2 separate regions of the Mus musculus genome follow, and region 2 is linked to region 1. Evidence: chromatin loops called from intact Hi-C (ENCODE). Cell type or tissue: left cerebral cortex. All regions are shown on one strand. Links, peaks and the distances in the headings refer to the core of each region. The heading gives the core; the rest is flanking DNA.

Region 1 (8,344 bases), core at 281-8,280:
TTGTTTTCATTGTTTGACAATACTGACCCTCTGCCTCTGGAACTGTTACCCCTATAAGTTGTTACTCCAGTTGATGCAACGCTATGTCTTTGAGGCTGAACATGTCCTCTCAGATGACTCCTGGTGCTCTGACTCTGAGAAAACCTTGTAGTCTGCCATCTGACTCAGTAATGCATGGGTTTCTATCTCAGCATCATCCCACAGTATTTTCAGTTTTTAAGCAATTTAATTATACTTTTTAAACCTAGCTTATTTCACTTTAAAGTGAAGCCATTGAGATAATTCAGACTTTAGGCATTATATATAGAAGACCCAGAATACTGATCTGTTAAACTCTTTGCCCCTAGCTGGAACTAGACACTAGATTTCTTTTTCTCCTTTTATCTTTTTCTTTATCTTTTTCCTTTTATTTTTCTTTTTTTGTTTTTTTGTTTTTTGTTTTGTTTTGTTTTGGTTTGGTTTGTTTTTTTTCAGGCTTTCTCTGTATAGCCCTGGCTGTCCTGGAACTCACTTTGTAGACCAGGCTGGCCTCGAACTCAGAAACCCTCCTGCCTCTGCCTCCCGAGTGCTGGGATTAAAGGCATGCACCACCAATCCTGGCTAGGTTTGTTTTTCTTAAGGTAAGATGTTTGTTGAACTCAATGAACAGTATTTAAAGGAGAGTATATTGAGTGTTTTTAACTTTTATGGTGTGATAAAAGTGATGAAAGTCCATCAATCTAATCAATCTATCATTTATTTTATAAATGTTTGACTGTAAATAAAAGTTCACTACTAAAGCTAGTGACCCAAGGCAGTGATATTAGTGAAGTAACATTAGCAAGTATTTTGATCTACTGCAGGAAGAAAACTCATGAAATAACAACAAAAGACAATGGATGAGAATGTTCATTCACCAAAATAAAATAAAGTTTTTAGGAACTGCTATTCCATAAAAACGAATTTGTTTTTTGATGAAATAAGTGTATTGGCTTTATAATTGGCTAAAAATAAAAATATCTTCTTGGGCAAGCTGAATTGTGCCATTTTGTATATGTAGCCAAGTGTTGAAACAACAGGAATTTCCTGGTTGATTTAAGATATTTGTACTGAGTCATGGATTAATTACATAACAACTAGGGGGCATATCCAATCAACAGAGACAAATGTGACTCGTAAATTTATTTTAATTCATAGTAAATAGTATTACAGAATAATATTCTAATGACTTTTAAGTTAAGAACAAAATAGAAAATATTAAAAAAAAAAAAAAAAACAGTCCTTAATCTTTGAAGACTGGCATATGCTGAGTCACAGGATTAGAAACAAAGGAGGCTTTAAGGCTTTGAAGGTATTCCAGACACTCATGCTGTTTTTCAAAATCAATTTAGAAAATAAGTACAAACTATATTAGGAAATAACTGCATGTCCTGGCATCCACATTTAATCAGGTGGCAGCAACTGAGTCCCCAAACAGTGATCTATAAATGAACAATGCAGCATTATTAGTAATACAGCCTCACACTTCATGAACCAAGCTAAAAATAACAGCACAGTGTAAAGCTCCTTGCCATGAGGCACCCATTGCAGAGGCATCTCTTCTGCATCATATCCTCACCCCTAAAAGGGGTAAAAAAATCAATAGAACTGTCACTGAGTCATCCACACTTCTTAACTCTGGTCCCTCCTGGCAGATGCAGCACCCGCTGCTGTTTCTGGTTCTGCAGTCTGGCCTGCTTCACCAGTGATGGTAGTTACTGGCAGTGGTAGGGATTTGAGCAGATCTGACTCAGTGTCACACAGGCCAATATTATCATGCACCCCATGAGTAAGGAGAAACTGCCAAAAATGTTCTTAATTCACAATAGGCAGATTACAAGAGTCCAAATGGAGCTGCAGTCCAGATGCTGTGGAGGAAGAGCAGGAGGAGGAGGAAGAGGAGGAAGAAAAGAAGGAGGAGGAGGAGAAAAGGGAGGAGAAGGAGGAGAGGGAGGAGAGGGAGGAGGAGGAGGAGGAGGAGGAGGAGGAGGAGAAAAGGGAGGAGAAGGAGGAGGAGGAGGAGGAGGAGGAGGAGGAGGAGGAGGAGGAGGAGGAGGAGGAGGAGGAGGAGGAAAGTGATGATAGAATTCTTTTTTTTTCTTTTCTGTTTTTGTCTGTCCCTTTTTGTTTAGTCCATAGGTCTGGAGTTTTGATGAATGGCTAATGACCCCTTTTTAGCTGTATCTTTAAAGACAGTCTTGAAGGAACCATGAGATGAAAGGATTCTACTTAGAATATAAAAGAAGATGCCATCATTCACCCTTTTCCCTGAGCCTGCGTTCTTCCTACCCAACCCTCCCTCCCTTCTTTCCTTCTCTCTTCTATCCATTGGTAACAGTTTACTACTTGACACTGATTTGGCTTTTCTCTTTTAAAAGGAAGGGATTTTTTTTTTCATTCTGAATAGTGTGTGTGTGTGTGTGTGTGTGTGTGTGTGTGTGTGTTTATGTAGGAATATAATTAACTGACAGTTTCTAAATACTTTCTTAGCCACTTTATACTGCCTTTGGCATTTTCTTCAAACTCCTTTAGTTTTTACCTTGGTTAAAATTTTAAGTTCTCAAACCTTGAATTAAGTACAAATCTATTTGTAATATAAATAGAAAAGTCATGAAGAATAAACATATTTCCATACTTTCCTGGGATATTGAAAATAGCTTTTTTACACTGGAAAAAGCACCAATTTAACCTTTCTAGCAATGAGAGAAAAGGCTGATTCACCCCCACCTAAAACAATTTGTTGTTATAACAGCACTTGTAACATAATCGCAACTACCCTATGGAGTGTTCATTGCTTTTTAGATTCACAAGAACTGTTTTTTGTTTTTTTGTTTCCTGGGTCTGTATTACATCAACATAAATTACAAAGTGGTTGGATGCATAAAATATTTAGAAAATTATCTTGCTTTAAAAAGAAATCACTTAAAGTGGTGCTATTTTCAAAGAGCTGTGCAGTCTATGATATATCAAGGATGTGAAAATGACTTTTTGTGTTAGAAAATTGGCCTTTAACAAAGCAAAAAAAAAAAAAAAAAAAAAAAAGTTAGACAATTCTAAGTGCAAAGCTATTAACTGACTGATTTCTGATCCCTGACTTCGGATGTCATCCTCAACCCAGTGACTGGCTGCTCCTCATCCTGTGGGAACAGCAGGCTTCCGAAGAGCCTTCTTTACAAATAACCATCAGTTCAGACAGAGGAGACCCAAGGAGAGCCAGTTCAATCTTTCGCATCATTACCGGCCTCATTGTTTTGCAAATCAGCCGCACAAAGTGGAACACGTGCACGAATCCTCTTACAGGTTTCTGAATGCCGGGGATTTCAGACTCTCGAATCCTGGTGATTAGCAGTAAATGAATAAGCTGCATGACAAATCGTTACCTTCACCAGATAAGAGACTAGTTTCAATTAAAGATTGCCGGTTATAGCTTGAGTTCCTCAAGATGTGTCCATCTATAATGAACCCCTGTTTGTCAGTCAATCCAGCATTATTGTGCAGTCAGCCTTACTGACACGACCTTATTCGAATAGCTCAAAACGTTATCTCTAAAGCATTCTATTTATAGTAGAAATATGTAGACCAAACCCAAACACTGTCTAATTTAACATGTGATTCCTCTCTTGGCAAATAACTCGTCTCAAGAGATTCTAAATCTCGAATTGGGGAAGTCCTGAGGCCATGAGACCAAACAAAGCATAAATGAGTTGTCTCTAGCTTGTCTGGCAAAGTTGGTTTTTTGTTTGTTTGTTTGGTTGGTTGGTTGGTTGGTTGGTTGTTTTTGTTTGTTTGTTTGTTTTGTTTTGTAAGTTGATGTTACAAATGTAACTCTTCATCACCTTTGGTCATATTTCACTATGAGTATTTGCTATGGAGTTTTAAAATTTTTGGTAATGATGTTTCAGTACAGTTTCCCACACAAGTAAAAGTCTCGAGTTGTTTATTTGGGTCTCTAACAGTGAAAGCCTCTAATTACAGAGTGCAGCTAGCAAGTCAGCTGAGCGGGCCTCACAAAACATCACGCCCAATGCCAAGGCACAGAGAGAATTTACAATGCATTTCTCACTTTACAACGTTTGGATATTTAACGTTTTGTTACTTTTAAGGTTGTAGTCATCTCTGCAATAAGATATTCTTCACCCCTGTTTTTAATCTCTTAATTAAAGAGAACTTAATCTCCACTGATGCAGAGAAATTGCCTGAGGCTGACGGCCCTGTAGGTGTGAAAATATACTTCTCTAGACTAAAATCACAGTATAGGAAACAGTTGGCACTGACCCACATTCTGACTTACTCATGTGGGCAGTTCTATGTCACTTTACTGCGGAGCGCATTTATTTGTTACACATAGAAGAGCAATATTGGTTGCGTGGAGTACACAAGGAGAGAAACGATTTCCCTCCCACTACCATCTGCTGTGGAACACACAGGTTTTCCCATACAGGTTTAGTGCAAGCTCCTGTCCTTGGAGCAGAGGCAGGCACAGACTGGGCTGTGATCACAGTGTGAACCTTCCTCCCACTCCTCAGCCCACAGACATGTTCTCAGGCTGCATTCCGATTCTGAATATAGACTTCCAAGGAGCTGTTGAAACATGAGCCACTTGGGTAAACAGCAGAGGCAGGAGATGGATTGGGTGAACTGACAGGGCCTCGGAGCGCATGCTCAGTGGCTGCTGTGCTTATGAGACCAATTCTCCTAAAATGTTGAGATATTTAAAGTTTTCACTAAATAATTATTGATTTATATTCATAAAACTAAACGCAATTTCTATGTTACTTATCCATACTAGTGAGAGTAAGGGGACACTGAGGAAAGAGTTATTTATGGAATGCTGAGTATAACTCCCGCCTGACACTCTTGTACCTTTCTGTCTCGGCCTCCCTCCACCTCTCTGTCGTTCACACAGCCTACTTGGAAGATTAGCACTATGATTACAGAGCTACAAATCCAAAGGCTTACTTTGTGTCCTTGCCTAACCATGTATAGTTTGTAGACTATTTCCTAAATTGTTTAAGGTGCTTGCTTATCTAGACTCATCCTTTAACCCCCATTGTTGTTTTACATGTATCTGTTCACAACCAAGTATATGGTAAATTTAAGAAAAAAGGACCAACATTTTCTTTATGGAGTTTACTTTCTATCTTATTCTGATACATATTTAACATTAATCAAAAAAATGTACAAATATGGGAACGATAAACGGCTCAGTGGTCAAAGGGGTCTGAGACTGAAAATCTGGATTCGTTCCACAGTGCCTACATGGTAGAATGGCAAAAAATGACTCCCAGAAGTGGTCATGACATTTCCAGATGTGCCAAAGAATATGAACACACACACACACACACACACACACACACACACACACACACACACACACACAATGAGGAAAATATTTAAAACTATAACAAAGACAAAACTGCTTTAACTGCATCATGGGCTCATAACTTTCATTGTTAGCAATGTAAGTTTTACGTTATAAAAATTCTACCCTGAAATCTAATGAACGAACTTTGAAACAGAGTGAGAAGATCTACATATAACATTGGTTACAATTATTGGGCTCTTGTTTATTGTTGTTTAAAAGGAAAGATGAAGTTAATCTCTGTTATAAGAATGGGAGGAGTGAGATTGAGAGTGAGGGCAGGGCACCCCCTACTGATTTCACCACACAGACCTGAGCAAGAATGATAGGGACCCTGTGTTCCTTCCCACACAATGTCAGCTTAGCTTATAGCCAGGGACAGGCATTTGCCATCCCCTTTTCCTTAGGCTGTCCTGGAAGCAAGCTTTTTAGTTGATAGAGAATGATTTCATCTGTGAGGTTGCAATTTTTCTGAAAAGGTGTTTATTTTCAAACTAGAATCTCTTTTCCCATAAACTTAACCCTTACTGTAATTATAATCAATTCTGCTATATAACTAATGGCCCATTACTGTCAGGTCTAAAGGAAACACCAATCCCCCAAACTCCAAAAGGCAGTCCAAATATCCAGAAACAAGCTTAATCAGGACTATAAGACTTCTGTCTGATACAAGCCACCATTCACCAGGAACTTGTGAAGCCTGGTCCTATCTACCAAAATAAGTCATTTACCTTCCAGCAGTCAAAGTAGAAATATGGCTCTCCAATTAACATATATGTGTGTTTCCTATCAGCATAAGGCAGATCCATTCTAGCCTCCAGGCTCTGTCAGTTCCTTCATATGAGTACTTGGCTTGCATCTCCAAGCCCTACACCAGGCTCCTGACCCTCCCCTTCCCACAGCTCCTCAGCATTCTTAGAACCCAGCTATCCTCACTACTCTAGGCTCCTGGTTTGCTACTCTAACCATACTCTCCCTAGCGGCTACTCTGCGCTATTATCCCCTTTGACAAATATGCCTAGTCATGTCCATTCCATTGTACCGAGGGATTGTTTATCCTGTGTTTTAAAACACACCAAAAAGGTTAAGAACACAATCCCTAATAATGCTGTAGATACTTGGAAAGGCTAGAATCTTGTTTGTGCTTTAACTTCAAAGGCTCCCCGATCTGAAAGAACTCCCTGCACTAATGTTATTTCTCAGACATTGTTTTCGAGGACTATTAATAATAATATTCCATCTGCTGTATTCCGTTTTAGCACGGATTCATGCAAGCTCACATAAATCTATGTGTAATGCATTTAGGACAGTTTCTGGCAGTGTTAAAAAAAAAGTGAACTCTGTCTTGTTTCTAAATCCCTGACCATATTTCTGCCTTTTTGTAAGGGAGGGATATGGTCTATTTTAAAATCCTATAACACCTGCCAAATATTTTAAAGACCACTTTTGGGGAAAAAAAAACAGCTAAAATCAGGCAAACCGGCAGCAATACACACACACACACACACACACACACACACACACACACACACACACACACAAAAGATTTTATATATATATATATATATATATATATACATATATATACACATACATATGTATATATATATATATATATATATATATATATATATATATCAAAGCTTATAGTATATAGTGGTATTTATTGGTAAAAAATTCTAAGTGTATGACAACAGACAAAAATAAACCAAGATTGGTGGAGGGGTTTAGAACTACTTTGGAAGCAGTATCACCTATGGTGAAACACTATCTATTCAGAGCAGACACATACACAAACTCAGAATTTCAACTGAAGAAACTGAGATTTAGACATCATAGAAAACTAGAGTGCCATCTCATGTGTAGCACATGATAGTCAGCATTCAAATCCCTGACTGTTTTCTGCTGAAGTCATTTCTGTAATCATTATGAAAATTGTTTGTGCATATGGGCTTTAGGAAGCAAACTACATTGTTATAGTTGACTGGAGTCATGTTAGATAAATCTTATTTATTATGAGATTAGTGTATATGTATTGCATTGCAGTATCAGCAAAATATACCCTGTAAGTAAAATTCATGCAATTTCTGATCTGTACAATTTTTGTAACAATTTTTTATGTGAGAGAAGAACAAATAGCTTTTTAATTATGTCCTCATTTTTTTATATTTTACAAAATGAAAAAGAATGGTATCTTAGAAATATTAGAGAAGATATTTTAACATCTCATGAATAAAATGTAAAATAAATTTGGGAGGAAGTGAATATATGTAATTTGGGAGCAAATTCATATTCACATTTTTTCATTTCTAATCTCTTCATTGTCTCTTCCACTATACATATTTTCATACTTCCATGTCCTCTTTTTTCTTAAGTAATATAGTATTTTATGTATCTCACCTCATCCTTCCTTTCTGATTCATTCATTATTATTATTCTTATAACTTAAACCATTGAAATAAATGTTAGAGTCATTGTAGGACATGGATTTGTGGTTCGAAGTCAGTTCGCAATCACTTATAAATGCTCTGTGACTTGCTTTTGATCAATACAGACAACCTCTGTTTGGGAAATAATTTTAAACTTCATCATGCATCATATGACAAACCTGATAAATTAAAAGTTATATAATATGCCAATATTTTTATACAAATCATTAAAATCAACACATTTCTCAAGTGAAATCATATTTATAGAGTTGGCCTCATAAAGAAACTAATATGAACTATATTAAAAGACATACAATGAAAACAAAAGCATTATGCGTGCGTACATTTGGCCCATTAAGCTCAAATAAAGACATTCCTAAACTTCCTTGTGAAAAAATTTAAAACATTCAGTTTTTGATTGTTTGTTTGTTTTTCATGAAAATCCTCCACTCATGTTGGAGGGAGCTCTGTGGAAGGGAAGATGGTAAAATTGTAAGAGCCACTTAAAGGGAAAGTCTTGTATTTTCTGTAATCC
Region 2 (8,344 bases), core at 237-8,236, 400 kb before region 1:
TGATAAAACAATCAGATTTTTGAAACAGTGACACTACTATGACAATAATAACAAAGATACTATATTATCCATCTTTGTCAATGAAATAACAAGAGGAGTTGACCTTTATTTATATAGAAAAATTAATATTGAACTACAAGAAACTAAAATAATTACATAAAAGTCACCAAAGGACATTTGAAAACATTCTGGCTTTTTTTTCTTCTCTAGAATAAGAGAATTACCAGTTTGATGTTATAGATCCAGCTTTTTAAAAGGCAATTTGTGTCTTAAAATTCCTTTCAGATGTATAAATAAACCAGAATAAAATATTTCAGACACATTTTTGACATAAGCTAAATGTAAGCCTAGAATAATTTGCTAAATGTCACAAGACAGGGAAAAATTAGTGGAATACAGAGCTGCTTTTAAGCTTAACTGTAGTATTTTCTTGTATCTGCTTAGAAAATCACCCCTGCTAGCACACAGAACACATTAAATCAAAAGGCTTTTCCCACCATGGTTAACGTCCTGGTTTTTATGATCTGCACAAGCCTTGATATTGCAGCACATATTTTACGCATGTAATTCTGTTTCAGGATTTTTTTTAAGACTAACGTACAATATGCTGAATTAATAATGCTTAAAAGTATAGTATATATGAGAAGCGTTCGAAAAAATCTTGATGAAAGGTGATATGTATTTATGAGGTGCCAGATGTTTGCTTTTAAAAGTAATTTTTATTAACTCACACTAGTGAGATTTGTATTGAAGTGGTCTCTTTGTGGTAGTATATTGTTTGAATTATGTTCTGTGAGACCTAGGCACAATAGGGTGAATAAAAAAAACCCCGTACCTTTCTAAATTTTATGTATTTTTAAAAATTGAACCATTGGGTCCCATTTCTAACACAGGTGCCACGGATTAGATGAAAAACAGTAAAAAGAGTTATACATTTCATATGCAAGTACAGGTGTTTAAAATGTAATGATTATTATTTTAAATATGTTTTATTATGGTGGTAATCATGATATCATATGCTTAAAGATCATGTTTCTTCCAAGGTGTTCAGAACACATGTCAGTCATCAATTATGTAACATTTCATTACTTCCATGCAGATATTATTGCCCCATTTTACAGAGGAGGTATTTTGTTACCAGATGACTTCTTTAAAAATCACCAGAATATTGTCAAGAGATTTTTATGTTTCTGATCACATTTTTTTCTCCAGACTTACACGCTTGTGTCTAACTGGTCTTTTTCTGTTCTTGTTGACTAGCAAGATGACCACTCTCCTGATGGTTAACGACTGCGACCAGCATGCTCAAGAAAGTTATTATACCTGCTTAAACATAAAGTAGAGCTCACAATGAAAAGGAGACATGTTTTACTAAACATTTAAGAATATTGATGGTATGTTTTAAAACAACATCTATACGCACATGGTATAGATAACCTACAATAGACTCCTGTGTTGGCCTGTTCTGCTCTCTAGTGTGTATGTTATTTCTGAAACTTGCTTGTGCTGTTTGAGCTTACTAAGGACTGCCTCTGGAAGTAGCCTCTGCTCCCTTTCCCTTCTTACTTAGGCTTCTCTATGGCGAAGCTTTTCTAATACCCCTTGTCCAGGGATTGCTGCTACCCTTATTCTGAGACAGAGGGAAGAAAGGTATTAAACAGCCAAGAGTTAAGACATTGTATTCTATAGAACACATAGAAGATAAATAATTCCCAAATTGAGAGGCTTCATATAAGGGGGTATGCTGCTCTATCCCAAACTAACTATGAAGAACTTGTTCTGGCTAATGGCCTCAATATAGCATCCCAACCTAATTTTTGCAGAAGGTTTTGAGGACATGGTTTAATGATGTTTATCTATCTATCTATCTATCTATCTATCTATCTATCTATCTATCTATCTATATCTACTTTTAAAATTTGTTTTTCTATATAGTTAAAATGTATTAAATATATGAATAATAATAACACTGTTAAGGATAGCCAAGGTATTCCTACTGTAACACATTCTCTGGGCCATGTAGAACATATTCCTTATACATTTCCTTGTGTCCAATGCTATTCATCTCTTGTCACATCTCAAAGTTTGTTACAGGCCTGTTCTAAGCTGTTAGAAGACTAAAATAAATGGTCTTCCTATAATGTAAAATCCATAGGTCTGAGAATCAGATTCTCAGGATGTAAATTTTTCATTTCTCTTAAGAAAATGTCATCAGCATTTGCAGAATTGAGTCCCATCCTCTGGCAGAAAGAAGAATTTTGAATAATGATACCCCTCGCTATGTGTTATTTGCCTTCTGTGACAGTGTGCAGGTGATGGAAACAGCCCAGAAGTATGAGCATGAGGCCGCTTCTCTTTCCTCTAAATGAGGTAAACACACACACCACTGTTCTTTTTTTGTGATCTGTGACCCTGAAAAAAAAAATGATACAAAACTTCCCAGTACAGTCCAAATACCAAAGTCCATCTTAACTTCGTGACATGGATATGCTGGATTTCTTGTTTACTCATTCTATTTATTCATTCAGCAACTGATTGGTTGAACAAAGATTTACCCGAATAACTGTATGAGCAGAATAGTTTCTAAAGAATACCATAAAAACACCTTAGGCACAAAATACAAATACGACCTGCTAAATCTATTTTTATTATTTTCGTGTATGTGATTTCCAGGTGGATCACTCTGTATTGTACAACCAATAAATGTACTAACCCTTAAGAAATAATTACTCTGCTTTTCTCAGCAGTTGTTAGCTGCCCGTAGTTATTTTTCTTGGGTGGATCTCCATGAAATTCTCCCTCTACCACATTACTATGTCCATTGATAATGCCACTGTTCAGATTTTGTTTGTGTTATCATTTGTAATTGAGACCATTTCATATTCAACCTCTTGGTAGTCTAGCTCTTATTTCTGTCCCTGTAGGTACCTCAAAGTCAGCTCAACTCACCCCAAAAACAAGTTCTCAGCACAAATGAGATTATTTGCCCCAGAGTGACAGAGCACAGGGAATAAGAGACAAAGACAGGAGGTAGAGGATGAGGGAGTTTTTCAGTACCTATTATTGAGATGTTCCCTGAATCATGGATGCATGAACTGTGACATAGATGTATTGATTAGATATAGGGTATGTAGGCAGATAACAATAACAATAAAAGCAAAAGGGACTTATAACCACAAGGCGTTGATGGAAGGCATTGCAGAAGGCTCTGTGGGCTGCTGGAGGGATAAAAGGGAGGGGAGAGCAAAACCAATATAATTCTATTTCAGTTAAAGTCACATTTAAGATAAAACACCTTGGGCAGGATCCCTCTTCCCAATCATTTTACATATTAGATAAACCACAGACAATTACTAAGATATTTTTCTTTTTTTATGAAAATTTCCAATTACATCTGCAGGCAAGCTTTTCTTTTCTGGCTGGTGTGTTAATCAGACACGACTGAAGCTTGGCCAGCAGTGGTCCATTCATATTTTCCTCTTTTTCTAAAGTTGAGTCACATCCTTCTCTCTCTCTCAAAAAAAAAAAAAGTAAAAGAAAAAAAAACCGAGAGAAAAGCTAAATATGACGCTGCCTTCCCTTTAGCAATCTGTCCACCCCTGCAATGATTCACAGCGCCATCCAGGCACTGCTTGCTCATCTCAGCAAGGAAACAGTGACTAGCAGAGCTAGGGCTGGAACATCTGTGATTTTCCTAAAGATAAAGATTTCTCTGAAAACCAGCCTTAAAATGAACAATACCCATGCACAACATTGTGAAAGCCAAGACAGCTTTTTAGTACACATTCATAGGTAGGTGCTTGAGTGAAGAGGGATTTGACATGGTGTAATTGCTGACTTTGTACACAGAAATGAAACTTGGTCTGAACATTTTAACCACAAGTATATTTATTTAAAATTTTGCAGTGTTATAGAATTTCATAGTTTATTAATACTAATAAATTTGAAGGAGAATAAATACTGAAAAGTGAAAGTTCCTTACTTTGTAAGACAATCAAAAGTAGAATGAGTTAACAACTGTGATTTTTTATTTTTAATATGCAAATCAGGTTTTTTAAACTTTTTATTGGATATTTTATTTATTTACATTTCAAATGTTATTATTCCCTTTCCCGATTTCCCCTCCAAAAGCCATTCCCCCTCCTCCTGCTTCTGAGGGTGTATCCCACCCACCCTTGCCTCCTTGCCTTCCTATTCTCCTACAATGGGGCATCAAGCTTTCATGGGACCAAGGCCATCCTCTGATATATAATATCCTTGGTTGGTGGTTTAGACCCTGGGAACTCTGGTTGGTTGATATTGTTGTTCTTCCAATGGGGTTGCAAACCCCTTTAGCTCCTTCAGTCCTTTCTAGGACCCTGTGATCAGCTCAGTGGTTGGAATTATTATTATTATTATTTTTTTTTAATGACAAAGAATAGTTTTGCTCTTTCATCCTTTTACAGGGTGGATTTAGATGTTCATGAAACAAGAGTTGGGAGTGGCTTATAGTTCTTTTCTTTTTCTTTTTTTTACAACTCCCATCCAACACAGAAATGCCTTTGTACTTGTCAACAAATGTTCGCCTTTAGTACTCAAAGATTCCAAAACTAGTAAAACTCTGTTCTCTCCTCCCCTCATACATGTTGCAGTAATTCTCCAATCCAAACATGCCCTAGCAATGAAAACACAACTCAATTAATATGAATACATGGTGTGTGCCTAGATTGGGCAGATCTACCGCTACACTACAGTCTTTCCCATCTATGAGACCCCTTAGAACTAGCAGTTCCTCCAGGCCAGGGGCTTCTGCTGTGCTTTCCTTCCACCCTGTCCTTGGTTGTCCTCTCTCTCCCCCACTCCTTCTTCTCTCTCTCTCTCAACTTTCAGGTCCACCTGCCCTTTATCTGTCCAATCACTGGCTTTAGCCTTTATTTTACAAATTAAGGTGGGAAGAAGGTTTACAGGAAATCACCTGAGGGCTGACTCATTCCTAGTTCACAACCCCTCCCAGGAGAAAGGAATTAGCATAAAATTACATATAGCTCCAGAGCTATCCACAACACTTACAGGCCTCTGGTAGTTGAACTTAGGACTCCAGGCTTGGTGGCAGCAAGTGCTTTTACTCTTGATCTGGGTCATCTTGTTCTAAGATTTGGGACTTGGATGACTGTAAAGAATTTCTATTAAAAAATTTTTTCTGAAATATTGCCCTTTTAATTTTATACATTTGACCTGGTTAGTGCTAGCTCTTTACATATTTGAAGAGGGAAATTCTTTTCTCTCCACTTCTTTTTCTCGTTTTCCAGGGGCAGAGGTAGTAGACTTCTTTTGGCAAGAGGAGTACATGCAAACATGTTATGTAGAAGGAGAAAACACCATGGACAAATGTAAGGAACGAGCATGTTACATTAACAACACTGACTACGTGTGTCAGAGCAGGGAATTTGTGAGAGTTAGTAAAAGTAATCAGAAAAGGGTCAGGTTGAGTTCTAGTCTGTCAGCCTTCCTTCCTTCCTCCCTTCCTCCCTTCCTTCCTTCCTTCCTTCCTTCCTTCCTTCCTTCCTTCCTTCCTTCCTTCCTTCCTTCCTTCCTTCCTAATTTTTATTTTTCTTTCTCTCTGAGAAAGGTCTGAGAAAAAGATTCACTCTATAGTTAAGTCTAGCCGATAACTAAATTCTATCCCAGGCTGGACTCAAACTCAAGACAATTCTCCTGCTGCAACCATCAGGGTGCCAGGGTTTTAGGTGTGAACCTCCATACCTTTCTGAGGTAGGGTAGTTGTAAGGCCAAAGACCATTGTCAGAGAGATTGATCAAAGTACAGATCAGAATTACAACAAACTCCCCTTCCAACTGTACATGAATTTCTTTCTGTTCTCCTTTCCTTATGCCAGTTTTTCTGCTTCCCAGCCAGTGTTATGAAATCCATTCTCTTTGAATGTGGGTTGGACTTAGACATCTGTTCCTAAGGAACAGAGGATTCAAGACTGTTGCGCACTTGCTCATCTAGTTTCAAAAAAATATGTAGCTTCTCAGTGGCAGAGCCTCTACTGCATTTTCTTTATTATTTTTTTCTTCTTTTCTTTTTAAAAAAATTTTATTAGATATTTTCTTCATTTACATTTCAAATGCTATCCCCAAAGCCCCCTATACTCTCCCTGGCCCTGTTCCCCAACCCACCCACTCCCACTTCCTGGCCCTGGCATTCCCCTGTACTGGGGCATATGATCTTCTCAAGACCAAGGGCCTCTCCTCCAGTTGATGGCCGACTAGGCCATCCTCTGCTACCTATGCAACTAGAGACACAGCTCTGGGGGGTACTGGTTAGTTCATAGTGATGTTCCTCCTATAGCGTTGCAGAGCCCTTTAGCTCTTTGGGTACTTTGCAAACTCTCCTGAAGGGAGCTGGCACTCTGGAGAGGCTCTTGTTCAGCCACCTTCTGGAGGCTGCTACCCCAATTAGAGAAAACTAAGGCCTCCATTCCAACAGGAACTAAGCTCTCAAAGGCCATGAGAACATGGAAGGGAATCTTTTCTTAGTTCTGAGATGTCTTTATCCCAGATGATATGAAGTTCAAACAAAAGACTGGTTAAGCCAGGCCTGCATTCCTAAGCTGGAAACTGAGTTAGTATACACATGTTGTTTTAAGCTGCTAACCTTTCTTGTAAATTGCTGTGCAGCGACATGATTAATAGAAGAATATCTGCAGGACATTTTTAATTGTTTTAAATGTAAATGCCAACTTAGCACTTACCTCTTGGATAGCTGAAGGAGGAGATTAGCCTGTTGCAAAGGATTGGGGGGCATATCACACAAGAAAGATGGAGAAATGCTGTGAACAAGGCAAGGTGACACCTACAAAGTAAAAAAGATTACAAATATTTAGATTGGGGATTGCATTTCTTTTGTTCTGGTATGTACACAGTCACATAGTTTATTCACACTAACAGTAAAAAAAACCAGAACTCTATCATCTGGAATGAGGTATTATCAACATAAAAGAGAATACTGCTATGTCCCTAAAGTCTACACCTTATACAGTTTTACAAGAGCTTTATAGATGCAAAGCATGTGCAGGGACAAAATGGTCAAGCTTCTTTCCTTAAGCTGGTAGAACAGACATATATTTGGACTCTAACTGGAACCTCAACAATTAAAACAGAAGTTAGCCCTCTTTGTGGTTTGCCACTATCTTTCAAGGGAAAAAAAAATCATTCCAAATACTCAGAGTTACAATGTAAACCTTTGACACCAGAGCCAAAGCATGAAAACAGAAACAATAACACAAACAGGTGAAGGGCTGCCAATCAAAGTAACTGGGCTTGCTCTGTCAGGTCCCCTAAAACACTCCTGCTTTTCTGTGAACAAAATTCATTGACTTTCTAATTTCATATTTTTAAAAACATTATGTATTTGATATGATCAGGCTTTCTTATCTGGTGGGCTAGGAAAGCTGGGGAAATTACATAAAGTGTTTTCTTTGAAAACCTAAAAACAAGTCATTAAGGATTTAGGAGACCATGATGCAGGAAGGAAAAGAGATTCTGAAAGAGGCCTGCCTACGTGCATCTGTGTTTCTCTGGAGGCTGGGGCATCAGGAGATTCTTATTTATTGTAAATTGTTTAAAACTTGTGATAAATTGGACATGTCTAGAACCCAAAACTCCAGTCTATGTTGATCAAATCAAGGACTTATAATAAACCATAATTCATTGAATATAAGTTTCTAAACTGAACAAATTAGAGACTAAAAAACAAACCAGAGATAAGAAACATGTACCCTGACTTTTATAGGAAGTGAAAATCACATTAGAGCCAGAATCCCAGAAACTGGATCAAGGAAAATAGAATGTGCTAGTACCTTTGGCTATTTGCTTAAACCAAATATAAATCTTCAGACTGTTTCAATTCTATGTAAGACAAATATTTCACTGTACAATTAAGCAGTTAGAAAACTGGGGAAAATTATACTATCATTAATTAAAAACCATCAGTTACCTCCATAAGCACAGGACTAAAGCAAACCTGATGCCAGCTATGGGACACTATTGAGAATAGCTAAGGGTCTGAGTTATCTCAGAAGCATTCCTTTGTTTTGCTTGATAAAAAAAAGGAAAACAACTAATAATCTGCACATAAAAGAACTGATTGTGGGCAAGACAGACAAACAGAGACTTTGAGAGGTGTGGCTTGGATTTATGAAACTCAAGATTTGGGTATGAGAAGCAGAGACTCTGCCTCAGTGTATTCAAACGTTCTCAAGCAGAAGAGTGCTAGAGGCCAAACAAGCAAGACTGAAGTCAAATGTATCAAAAGAGTGAGGGCTACCCTGTGCTCTTTGATTGGAAGTCAATTATTGCAA

What was found. Peaks named below come from ENCODE experiments on the same cell type or tissue, not always from the same donor. Only the 100,000 strongest peaks of a DNase experiment are listed, where the experiment ranks them.
Region 2: a loop joins it to region 1, with 11 times the contacts of the local background. A loop is called at or near these places in 3 of 42 quality-filtered maps.

Annotation. Positions count from the first base shown.
Region 1 is chr4:28,295,243-28,303,586 of GRCm38, reverse strand. The region is part of intron 2 of Gm52725 (a long non-coding RNA gene); the gene reads right to left. Among named protein-coding and RNA genes, the nearest start is that of Gm25378, 66 kb to the left of the region's middle. In left cerebral cortex, for the core only: no CTCF peak of the experiment used is centred there; DNase peaks (open chromatin) are centred at 1,693, 3,376, 4,491 and 5,698; H3K27ac peaks cover 1,321 bases.
Region 2 is chr4:28,695,952-28,704,295 of GRCm38, reverse strand. No RefSeq gene overlaps it. Among named protein-coding and RNA genes, the nearest start is that of Epha7, 110 kb to the left of the region's middle. In left cerebral cortex, for the core only: no CTCF peak of the experiment used is centred there; DNase peaks (open chromatin) are centred at 3,619, 5,923 and 6,389; H3K27ac peaks cover 2,024 bases.